Regions from separate parts of the Mus musculus genome. Here region 2 is linked to region 1. Evidence: chromatin loops called from intact Hi-C (ENCODE). Cell type or tissue: left cerebral cortex. All regions are shown on one strand. Each heading gives the region's core, and the rest is flanking DNA. Links, peaks and the distances in the headings are about the cores only.

Region 1 (5,837 bases), core at 729-4,728:
CCTAGAAATCTTAACCACTCTAAGGGATTTCTCAGGGTATTTTAAATATAGTTTAAAAAAATGAAATATACAAAGACAAAGGGAAACAATTTTTTTCTTCACCAGTATTTACTTCACTTCAGAGTCATTATTTGGGATTCTTTTAAAATGTCTTTACCTAAGAATGTAAGCTTCAGAATGATATCCATTAACGGTTATTTGAGGTATGAAACATATATGTGTGTGTACACAGACACTTATATAAGTTTTTATTGATTCAAAGAAAATAGAATAATAGGGGTGTTGGTGAATGCCTGCAATCCCAGCATTCAATAGGCTGAAGCAGGGGGTTCAAGAACACAAATATGGTACCATGTTCACAGAAGTTTCAAGGCCAGCCTGGGCTAAACAAGACCTTGCCAGAAATAAAACATAGAAGTATACAGAGTGACAGTGACTCTGACTAAATGGACATACTAAGACAAACTGGGATGGGAAGGGAGACCTTTGCCTGTGCTATCATGAAATACTGATCAGGGTATCCTAGGAGGGCAGAAGCAAACGATGTCATTTTATAATACTGAGTCTCATCTGTGCCTACCTAGTCCTAAAGCAAATACATGCCGGCATTAAGACGTATGCAGTGGTAGCTGAGTGGTTCAGCATCCTTCTGCACTTCACATAAAGAACAAGCAAACACTCAGCTTGGCTGATTGCTAGGGACTTGTAGTTTATCCCCACCTCCAGACACATAGCCATATGAATTCTCGTTTGATCACAAGTTTTTTGTTTTTGTTTAAATATAGACTCTATAACAAAAGAAAAGTAAATACCATACTTCTCAAGTATGAAATTATTTCCAAGGACAGAACTAAAGAAATACTGTCTTAAACATATTAAGATCCTCGCTCACTCAAACAGAAGACTGGGAAAGGTGGCAAAGGAAAAATAAAATAAATAAATACATCAACTCTGTAAAGAACCTGAGAAATAGCTGGGCAGGATGTTCTGTTTTGAGTCTGAGGTCTTCCTAGGCTATGTCCTGGCCCTCTTTGGCCAGTCTGACTCATCTCCCCAGATTGAACTTCCTAGTAAAGTCCAATGTAGATAGACAAAGGCTCTTTTCTAACAATCAACAATGTTTAAGGCGTTGAAAGGTGGAGCTGGGATGGATCTCAAGGCCAACCACATCTAGGCCAGAGTCCTCTCGGTGAGCAGCAGTCCTAGCCTGAAGCAGCATACAGAATGCTGCTGAAGAGTAACCGGCAGACTTAGGAAGGATCTGAAAATACACACAGGGAGTAGTCAACAAACTCTAGTCCTGACAACTTGCTTCTGTGCTGGATCTGAAATATCTCCCCACATGCTCATGACTTTGAACATGTCACTTCCTCCTGGAAGTGCTGTTACATGTCAGACACAGGCCTGCCTAGGAGAGAGGTCAATAAGATCAGGCACTTGAAATACACCCACTGCAGCCGGGCGTGGTGGTGCACGCCTTTAATCCCAGCACTCTGGAGGCAGAGTCTGAGTTCGAAGCCAGCCTGGTCTACAAAGTGAGTTCCAGGACAGCCAGGGCTACACAGAGAAACCCTGTCTGGAGAGAGAAAAAAAAAAAAAAGAAAAAAGAAAAGAGAAGAGAAGAGAAGAGAAGAGAAGAGGAAAGAAATACACCCACTGCATTTTGACCTGTGCTTTCAGCTTGTGGGTTTCTGAGTAGTCAAACCAAAGCAGGTCAAAACAAACAAACAAAACCCAAAGCAAAACTAAAGCAAAACCCTAAGAAACAGACTACCCTTAGCTGGGACATTTTATGTTACAATGAAATACATTATTACCCTGCCTTTTAAAAATGTTTGAATGTTGCTATTATATTTAAACTACAAATGTAGTTTATAGCATCTCCAGAGGAAAAAGGCTGTTGTAGGGAATATTTTGCAGACATTACAAAGGATGAGAGTTAAGCAGTAAAGGTAACATTTCATGGTCCATATGTGTTTAATCAAACATGACAAAGGTAGTATATGTACTGTTAGTGTGATTACAAACTGTATAATATCAATGTAAAATAAATGGCAATGATGGCACATGCCATTAACCTCAGCACATGGGAGGCAGAGGCAGGTGGATCTCTGTGAGTTCGAGGCCAGCTTGGCCTACAGAGGGAGTTCCAGGACAGCCAGGACTACACACTAAAATAAAACCCTGTCTTGAAAAACATAAACAAAACAAAACAAAAGAAACGATGAGAAGGGATTCATGAAGAGAGCTGGATGCTGCTGCTAATTTATTTTAAAAATTAGTGATATGGTTACTTATGCTGGAGATGAACCAGAGTTAGTTTGTTCGATTGAAATGAATATCTACACAGTCAGAAGACATTTATAAATACCGAGAATATTAATTCAATAAACAAGAGTAAGTACAGATAAACGGCTGAGGATAATTCTACATTTCTTCTTGCACAAGGCTCAAAAAGGAACAAGCTAAATGTGCAATTAGTGACTTTAGTAAATATAAACCACTATTTACAGAAACAGAAGGGAACGAAAAAAATGTATACTTAAAAAAAGAAAAGAAAAAAGAACAACAGAGTCCCAGGAAGCCTAGACTAGCGCTACAGCGGGAAGAAGGCGGAGTGCCAGATGCCTGTCTCAAGATGTACCACTGTTGTCTGTTTTAAAGAATATAATTAGCCTGTTTTCAGTGCTGTAACTAAGGTGCCATAGTAACATCAGTTGGAGAACAGGGTTGTGAGAGTGAATAAATTAGAAGTCAAAAATAACCAACCCAACACCCAGATAACATGTTTTTCTCCTCTTAGTGGCTGCTACATGTTCTGTGAATCTCCCAGAGAGTAAAATACGTTTCCTTGTAGGAGTGGGAGAGATCAAACACAAATTATGACAAGCCATAGTTCATTGCTGCTGCAAGGACAACACTGGCTTTGACAACCATTAAGATAATGCATAAACCATTTGCAGTTATGATACTATGATATGCAGTCCTTCACATGAATGACAGCAACTGAGCCGCCAGAAGAAATAACTACAATGAAGACACCAGTGATGGCTGTGAGGTCTGCCACAGCGGTCAGAACATGTTGTGTCACGGGAACAGAAGGGAACCAGCTCCCTCCGTCTTTCTGCCTCTGCAGAGCGTAGAAAGCACGAACACAACCATCCATTTCTCAAATATCTAAATCTTTACAAGGACTAAAATACCAGCAACTTTAAGTAGACCATTCTTACCATCAATGAAGAAGCCAGTTTTCTTTGATCACATGTAAGTTCCTCAAATATAAACACATGAACACCCAAACAACCAAAGCAAAGACAAAGCAAGAGGCAGAAAAGTGTTGTCAAAGAAACATGGATTTTAGGAGGGCAACATATGTGGATATTTAAGCTCATTTTGCTGGAAAAGAGAATACAAGCTATCTTAGAATCCGTTTGAGGGGGAAATATATGTACACCAAACTGAAACACACCTTGAAATAATATGTATACACACACACACACACACACACACACACACACACGGCCACAGAGTCTGGGGAGACAACTCAGCACCGCAGAGCTGTGCCGTTCTTGCAGTGGACACTAGTTTAGTTCCAGCAACCACACTGAGCTTACAACCACTTGTCTGTAAGTGTAGCTCCAGGGGATTGAACTACTGGCCTCTGCAGGCGCTGGAACTTAGGTGTGCACATCAAGCATACAAATACTCTTTAAATGTTTTATATAGGGCTGGAGAGATGGCTCAGCAGTTAAGAGCACTGACTGCTCTTCCAGAGGTCCTGAGTTCAATTCCTAGCAACCACATGGTGGCTTACAATCATGTGTAATGAGCATCCGATGCCATTTCCTGGTGTGTCTGAAGACAGCAGTGTGCCCACATACATGAAATAAATAAATAAATAAATCTTAAAAAGAGTTTTATATAAAAAATCTACAACAGTTTTCAAAAGTTAGTGTTAGGGATCAGGAATGGTATGAAGAAATAACATAAATGGCACTGTAACCAGGTGGAGCGACTGCAGCTCGGTGAGACCTAAGGGGACGGATGAGTGAGGCCTCAGGGATGGATGAGTGAGACCTCAGGGACGGATGAGTGAGAACTCAGGGGACGGATGAGTGAGACCTCAGGGGACGGATGAGTGAGAACTCAGGGGACAGATGAGTGAGACCTCGGGAGATGGATGAGTGAGACCTCAGGGGACGGATGAGTGAGACCTCAGGGGATGGATGAGTGAGGCCTTAGGAGATGGATGAGTGAGGCATCAGGGGACAGATGAGTGAGACCTCAGGGACGGATGAGTGAGACCTCAGGTGGACTCCACCTTCCGTGATTGAAACTGAGGATTCCTGCTTTCCTTCTCTCTCTTCCTTCTCCTTTACTGCTCTTGAACTTGTGGGTGGAAGTAACTCCCAGACCTCCTAGTATGCTTAATTTTAGGTTTTGCCAATCTGTCCCTTACTAACTGTGTACTTTGGGCAGTCTAACATCTCCAGACCTTACTCTTCTCATCTTTAGGTTGGGAATAATAAAACTTCAAGGCTGAAAGAATTAAATCAGAACACAACACAATGCAAGATATCAAGAGTATGAATTTAAGCATGTTTACACTGTATTAATATATTACCACAGAAATATAAACAGTGCCCCTCCCTTAGGAATGACAAGTTCTTTTTACAGCCCTCAGTTAAAATGCTAAACAAAAATGTGCTCTTTAGCTGAGCCCCTTTGAAATATAAATACATAAAACAAACCCCATCATTCCCGTTCCAAAAGCTCGCCACGCCTCTTCTCTCTCCTTGATTTAATCATCCCATGTTCTGCTGACAGATTAATCACCCCAATCATTCTTCTTTTCCTAGTAAATTAAATCCAAATGCCTCACACCCAGCACTCAACTCTCCACAGCAGCGCTCCAACTTACATAGCCAGCCAGCTGTGGCCTCCATGTTTCCACACATCTGTCCATACTTCAATCACACACAGTGATCTGTCTCTCCCAAACAAATCTTCAGTCTTTATACTGTTCCATGAAATGTCCATTACTTGACCTCTTAGAATTGGACTGCTACCTCCAGGTCTTCAGCCTTCCTTCACCCCACAAACAGATCTACTCATTGCTCTCTGAACTTCCAAAACAGGCAACATGAGTTGAATAACTGATCTTATGTCCTTAATAACATAAGGGTCGCACATTCCTCACCACCTTTAAAGGGGGAGCACATCCATTAGTCTCCTGGAGCACAGAGCACAGCACCACTGAGGGTTTTCTTTTTTTAAGACTTTAAATGCATTCCTCTGTCACTGAAGTGCTATTTTGAAAATAATGAAAATTAAAGACTGATGTATTTTTATGTATTTATGGAAGTGTGTATCCATTTTAGAGTTAGGCAATTCCTTTGCGTTCATAGGATCTGAAACTTCCTTAGTTCACAGAACCTTTACAGTCTGTTATTTTTCACGGTATCCTAGCAAATGCCTAACAGTTCTGTTTTGTAGCAAGTAGGTCCAAACAACTTAATGAGTAACATCTTAACAATTTGATGCAAGTTTGAGAACAAAATTACATATAAATTGAAGGAAAGAAAGTCATTGAAGTCACCACATTATACACAACTGGGAAATGTGACCTTGCGGGGCCTTGCATAACCCTTCCAGCCTTTCATTCCAACCAAACACTGCAGTTCTCCTTCCTGCTGCAGTGACTTTCAGAAAGTGCTACCTTCTAAGTACCAACCATTCTCTAGTTATAACATCATCCCCGAGGAATTTAGGCCAATCTGATGTTGAAACTGATGCAAAAAAAAAAAAAAAAAAAAAAAAAAATCCTAGAGCAATCT
Region 2 (5,837 bases), core at 902-4,901, 180 kb before region 1:
AATTAATCTTTCTATTGTACAGACCACCAGCCTGCTCATTGGAATAACTGCCCTTTATCTATGAAGCAATTCATATGTGACTCTTGCTTTAGCCATATTTAGAATCATCTGTGTTAGCCTAACCTTTCTTTGCCCTAGGTCTCACATGAGACTAATTAAATTAGAATATTTGGAGGTAGGGTCTGCTATTATTTGTTTGGGGTTTTTCATTTTCTCTTGTTTTGTTTTGTTTTTTAGTATAGAATGGAGTTTATTCAGGGCATGGGGAAGAGAGTTAAGAGGCAGAGAAAGGCGGAGAGAGAGAAAGAGAGAGAGAAAAGAGAGAGAAGTAGAGACCAGCCATGAGTACATGGAAGGGGGCTGGGAGAAAGGAATGGGGAGAGGGCGGGAGCAAGAAGGGAAGAGCAAGAGCAAGAGAGGAGCAAGCTCTCTTGTTTTTAATAAGGGAGAACTGGAGCTGGAAAGATGGCTCAGAAGTTAAAAGAATTTGTTCTTGCAGAACCCAGGTTCAGTTCCTAGCATCCACATTGGGCACAGCCACCTTTAACTCCAGTCCCAGACAATCCAGCTCTCTCTTCTGGCCTTTGTGGGTACCTGTGGGCATGTGATATACTTACATATACATACATTCACACTAGAAACTTTAATTTTTGTGTAAATAAGACTGAGCCTTACATAACCCAGGCTGGCCTAAAACTTGCTGCCCTTCAGTCTAATTTGTGAGCCTTCTGCTCTCACCTCCTAAGTGCAGAAGACAGGTGCATCCCCAGCCCAAGTTTATTTACTTAGTGCTGGAGGAAGAAACCCGGGTTTCAGACTTGCTAGGTAAGTACTCTACCATATTATACTAAGTCCCCAGTCCTCATCAGCATCTTTTCAAAACACCCTGTGCAAACTTACATACTTACATAAGACTCTGTATAGGAAATCTTCAGGCTTATGAAGTTTGCTGTCTAATATGTATTTAAGAGATAGCATTTAGATTAATAGATCTATATTTAACCAACCAAGCTGACCAGTTGTAGTGGCTCTCCTATAATTCCAGCACTCACAAGTCTGGGATTCTATCAGGCAAAACTGAGGACAGTTGTAGGCAGTCTAGGTGAATCCAGGCCCGCTGCACTAAAGAAGAGCCTTGAAGGCATTTGTAATTCTTTTACCCTTATTTTTTGGTGTGGTGTTGGGGATTGAAGCTAGAAGCTAGGACCTGTTGTATGCTAGGTGAATACTCTATCGGCTGAGCCATACCTCCACTCCCTGTGGAATTCTGTATCTGAGCTTGTTATATGAAAGCTTAAGTATGTCTTTCACAAGAGAGTTTCTGAGTTAGCAGGATGGCTCAACAGTCTCATCCATTGGCCTTCCTTGGGATGGGACTGAAAAGATGAACTTGCAACATGAAGTTCGGTGTAGAAGTTGTCAGTTTAAATTATGTGATGCTTGGCTACACGAGTATCATATGGCTGAGAAGGAAAACTTAGAGCCTGTGTCATCAACTCTGTTGAGAAAATGGGACATTTCCAGATATAGAGTGCTTAGGATACATGAGCACTGTCTGAGAAGATTGGCCTCTAATGCAACAGTTGTATAGACAACAGAATATTAGTATCTAGATTATATGTGAAAAGAACTTATAAAAGTCAACTTTGTGTTGTTTCTTGGTTTTTTAGATTGGTGTTTATACTATAGCCCAGACTGATCTCCAACACAAGGCACTCTTCTTGCCTTAAATTTGAGAATTATAAACATGAACTACCAATACCAATTTTAAAAACTCTTGCCAGGCATGGTGGTGTACACCTTTAATCCCAGCACTCGGGAGGCAGAGGCAGGTGGATTTCTCAGTTCGAGGCCAGCCTGGTCTACAAAGTGAGTTCCAGGACAGCCAGGGCTATACAGAGAAACCCTGTCTCGAACCCCCCCCCTCCCAAAATATAAACAAACAAACAAAAAACCTCTCTTGGTTAAATGCATTCATTTATTTAGCAAATACTTATCAAGCATCTATCATATGCTAGGACCTGTGCCAATCTGAGAGTATGTTGCTGCCCACATAAGACTTACTGCCTCACAGAAAACAAGGGTTGATTGTCTTATTTCTAAGATTTATTTTTATTTTATATGTATGAGTGTTTTGTCTAAATTTATGTCATGTACTGAATTCATGCCTGGTGTCTGAAAAGCCAGAAGAGGGCACTGAACTCCCTGAAACTGGAGCTACAGATAGTTGTGAGCCTCCATATGGGTGCCAGGAACTAAACTCAGACCTCTGCGAAAAGCTGCAAGTGCATTTAACCACGGTTCCTCTTTCTAGCCCTCAGTTATTGCCATTGTTTTTTAAACATGTGTTTTCCCTTTACGTTGTCTGTGGTATTGAGTACTGCATAAGAGTACAGGCGCTTGGAGGCCAGAAGGCATCTGATCCTCTGGAGCTGGATGTGAGGTGCTGTGAGCCACTCACTTTGATGCTGGGAATTCTGCTCCTCCATAAGAGCAATACACAACACACACTTAACCCCTGAGCCATTTCTCCAACCCATAGGGGTTTTAATTTTCATTTTTACTGGTACTGAAAATTGAAAGTATGCCCTCATCTATGCTAGCAAATGTGGCACTGCTCCAAGCGCTTTGTTTTCATTATCAGTGTCCTTTTTGAGACAAGGTCTAGGTTGGCCTTAGAATTGTGGTTCTTCTGCTTCAGTGCCCCATGTGACTGGGATTACAGCCTTGTCCCAGCAGTGTTAGCTGAGACTCATGCCTGTCATCTCAGCACTTGGTAGGCTACAGATCTCTGTAAATGTGAGACTAGTCTGCTGTACATATTGAATTCCTGGCCAGCCAGAGCTACTCAGCAAGACCTTGTCTCAAGTAAAAAAAAAAAAAAAAAAAATTACACACAGGCACACACACACACATAACCAAAAGGGCACTAATATCTAAACATTATATACAGTGTATATATGATTATTGCTATTTTTCTTCTATGGTATGAGTGAGTATATACAGCAGCCATCTCAGCTTTTCCCTTTGAAAGATACAAGGGATACGTCTTGAGTAGCTCCTGTCCACTACAGTTATTCCAGCTGCCCCTTTTGGAGTTTGCTGCCTATTAGTCTGCTTCACGTGCCTGGCCTTGGTGGTTGATAGGACTTGGTGAACGAGTAACTGGGACTAGTAACTGGGACTAGTAACTGGGACTAGTAACTGGGACTGAGCTCTTGTTCCTTCCCATTCTTGTGCTATATCCAGTGATTGCCCTAGTAAAGAGTCCATAATAAGCCCTAGAGCTTGCTTCCTGAACTAACAACATCAAACCTAGATTACCTGGAGTCCACAGTATCCATCCTTGTGACAACTAGACTACTGTTCCCCAGTTCTTCTCCATGTTCCCTCATGGATCAATGCTTTCCTTTCCATTAGGGCAGGCCATGGGTTCAATCCTCACTGGGGATGAAAATGAGAAGCAATGCATCTTATTTTTGGAGTCTTGTTTGTATGTTTGTTTTATTACATATAAGTACACTGTAGCTGTCTTCAGACACACCAGAAGAGGGCATTAGATCCCATTACAGATGGTTGTGAGCCACCATGTGGTTGCAGGGAATTGAACTCAGGACCTCTGGAAGAGCAATCAGTGCTCTTAATCACTGGGCCATCTCTCCAGCCCTGGTCAAGAGTTTAAAAACAAGGGCACGGTAACACATATCTATAATCCCAGCACTTAAAGGCTGAAACAGGAGGGTTGTAAATTGGAGGCCAGGCTGGTTACATAGTAAGAAAATGTGGAACTGGGGAGATGGCTCAGTGGATAAGAGTGCGTCCTGTACAAGAAAGAGAATCCACCTTTTCACCCCTGTGAAAATAAAGCAGCATGACATGGCATTAGGCACCCGAGCCACAGCACTGCTTGGGGGGACACAGGGGGATACCTGGGACTTGCTGGCCACCAGCCTAGCTCCCAGTCCAGTGAGAGACCTTGTTTCCAAGGATTAAGGTTGAAAGTAGTGATAGAGCAAGACATTCAGTGTCCTCCCCTGGCCTCCGAGGGTACACACTGCACACACATATACTCCACATTGATTGATCGATCACAGAGGCTCACACAGAAGAGAAAGAATTAGAGTGACCCATTCTCCATCTCTTCTCTTCCTTATCGTCAGTAACATCTCAGAAGACATGGGCTCCACAGGATGAGCAACAGGTTGGCCTAACTCTGTTTAGATTAGACTCCCGAGTAACTTAATACAGGTGATTCCTTCCACGGTTCTAACTTGTTACAAGGAGAACAAACTTCGCTGTGTTAAGCTGCACAGAAAATGAAGTTTATCTAATACAGCAAGCAGGTGGTGTTGTTCACACAAACTCCTGAATGCAACCCCTCACAAGTACATCTCTAGCCCTGACCTTAACCAAAACACTGAGAAGCAATACACATACTTTTTTGCTTGTTTGTTTTTGGTAGTTTTTGAGACAAGATTTCTCTGTATAGCCCTGGATGTCCTGGAACTGGCTCTATAAACCAGGCTGGCCTCAAACTAGAGATTTGCCTGCCTCTCCCTCCCAAATGCTGAAATTAAAGGTGTGTGCCACCAACTTGAGGTTTCCAAACCATTTTTAAAGAAACCTTTGTGCCCTTCAGTACCTAAAATGTTTGGTCCTTACAGATCACAGTTTCTATTTTTGTTTTGACACGTAGAACATGTGTCCCAGGCTAGTCTCAAAACAGCCTCTGCCTCTTAGGTATACCACTCAGCTTAGTCCCAGATATCTGCCACAGCACTGCAAAATGAACTATCACAGAAACTGGCTTCCTGACTTCAAAGTAACTGTTTTCTCATTGCTGTGAATGGAGCTTTTGGAGATACGGATGTTGCTTGGGGATAGGCCTGCATCTCAAGGGAGAGAGAAATAAATTCTGCCTTGAATCTGTTCAAAACTCTCTTGGCAGCGTCTAGGTCTAGTCTTAGAGCTCTAAGACATGGCTAATGACCTAGGAGCTGCTTTACACGACAGCTAAGAGAAGCACGATTTATTCTCATCAATTAAAGGAGTTGGGGAATGACGCTGACATGGTGTTGTGCAATTCTGTGGCTCCACTCAAAACCTTGGAGGATAAACAGTGTGAGAACTTGGGCTGCTGAAGTGGACTCCAGGAGCACATTTGCTGAACATGGCTTTAAAAGTGTCTGGTGTAACAATGTTGTTAATAATAGCTAACACTCATGGAGTACTTACAAAGCTAAGTGATTTCCCTGAATTGGCTCATTTGGTCCTCACAACAATCTAGTTTAAATACTGCTATTATCCCCTGTTCTACAGACAAGGAAACTGTGACCCTGAGGTGCAGAGTACTTGGTGGGAGGTCAGTATTCCTAGCCAGGCTTTTTACCATTACATTCTGCTTGCCCCTCCGGGAGGCTGAACTACAGAACCTGGCTGGCTGAAGCCATTCCTCCAGAAGAGTGGCCTTCTCTAGGTATTCAGGAGTTCAGGACTGCACTTTTTTTTTTCTTTTTTTGGTTTTTTGAGACAGGGTTTCTATGTGTAGCCCTGGCTGTCCTGGAACTCACTTCGTAGACCAGGCTGGCCTTGAACTCAGAAATCTGCCTGCCTCTGCCTCCCGAGTGCTGGGATTAAAGGCATGTACAACCACGCCCAGCTTAGGACTGCACTTTTGAGAGCAGCAGATTATTGACAGATGCAGATCTGAGGAGCCCATGATCTTACTACACTATAGGCCATCAGTGGGAGAGGAAACTGGCACCAGGAAATCAGATATCAGAGCCCAGGGAGGGTGAACTGATACTAGGGATAGAAGGAAGGAGTCCTGAAACACA

Evidence for each region. A loop is a pair of places that touch in the nucleus more often than their neighbours do. Peaks named below come from ENCODE experiments on the same cell type or tissue, not always from the same donor. Only the 100,000 strongest peaks of a DNase experiment are listed, where the experiment ranks them.
Region 2: a loop joins it to region 1, with 2.8 times the contacts of the local background. A loop is called at or near these places in 1 of 42 quality-filtered maps.

The regions. Positions count from the first base shown.
Region 1 is chr14:21,307,556-21,313,392 of GRCm38, reverse strand. All of the region lies in intron 6 of Adk (adenosine kinase), which reads right to left. Among named protein-coding and RNA genes, the nearest start is that of Gm52152, 110 kb to the left of the region's middle. In left cerebral cortex, for the core only: no CTCF peak of the experiment used is centred there; a DNase peak (open chromatin) is centred at 2,673; H3K27ac peaks cover 483 bases.
Region 2 is chr14:21,489,640-21,495,476 of GRCm38, reverse strand. No RefSeq gene overlaps it. Among named protein-coding and RNA genes, the nearest start is that of Kat6b, 7.2 kb to the left of the region's middle. In left cerebral cortex, for the core only: no CTCF peak of the experiment used is centred there; no DNase peak of the experiment used is centred there.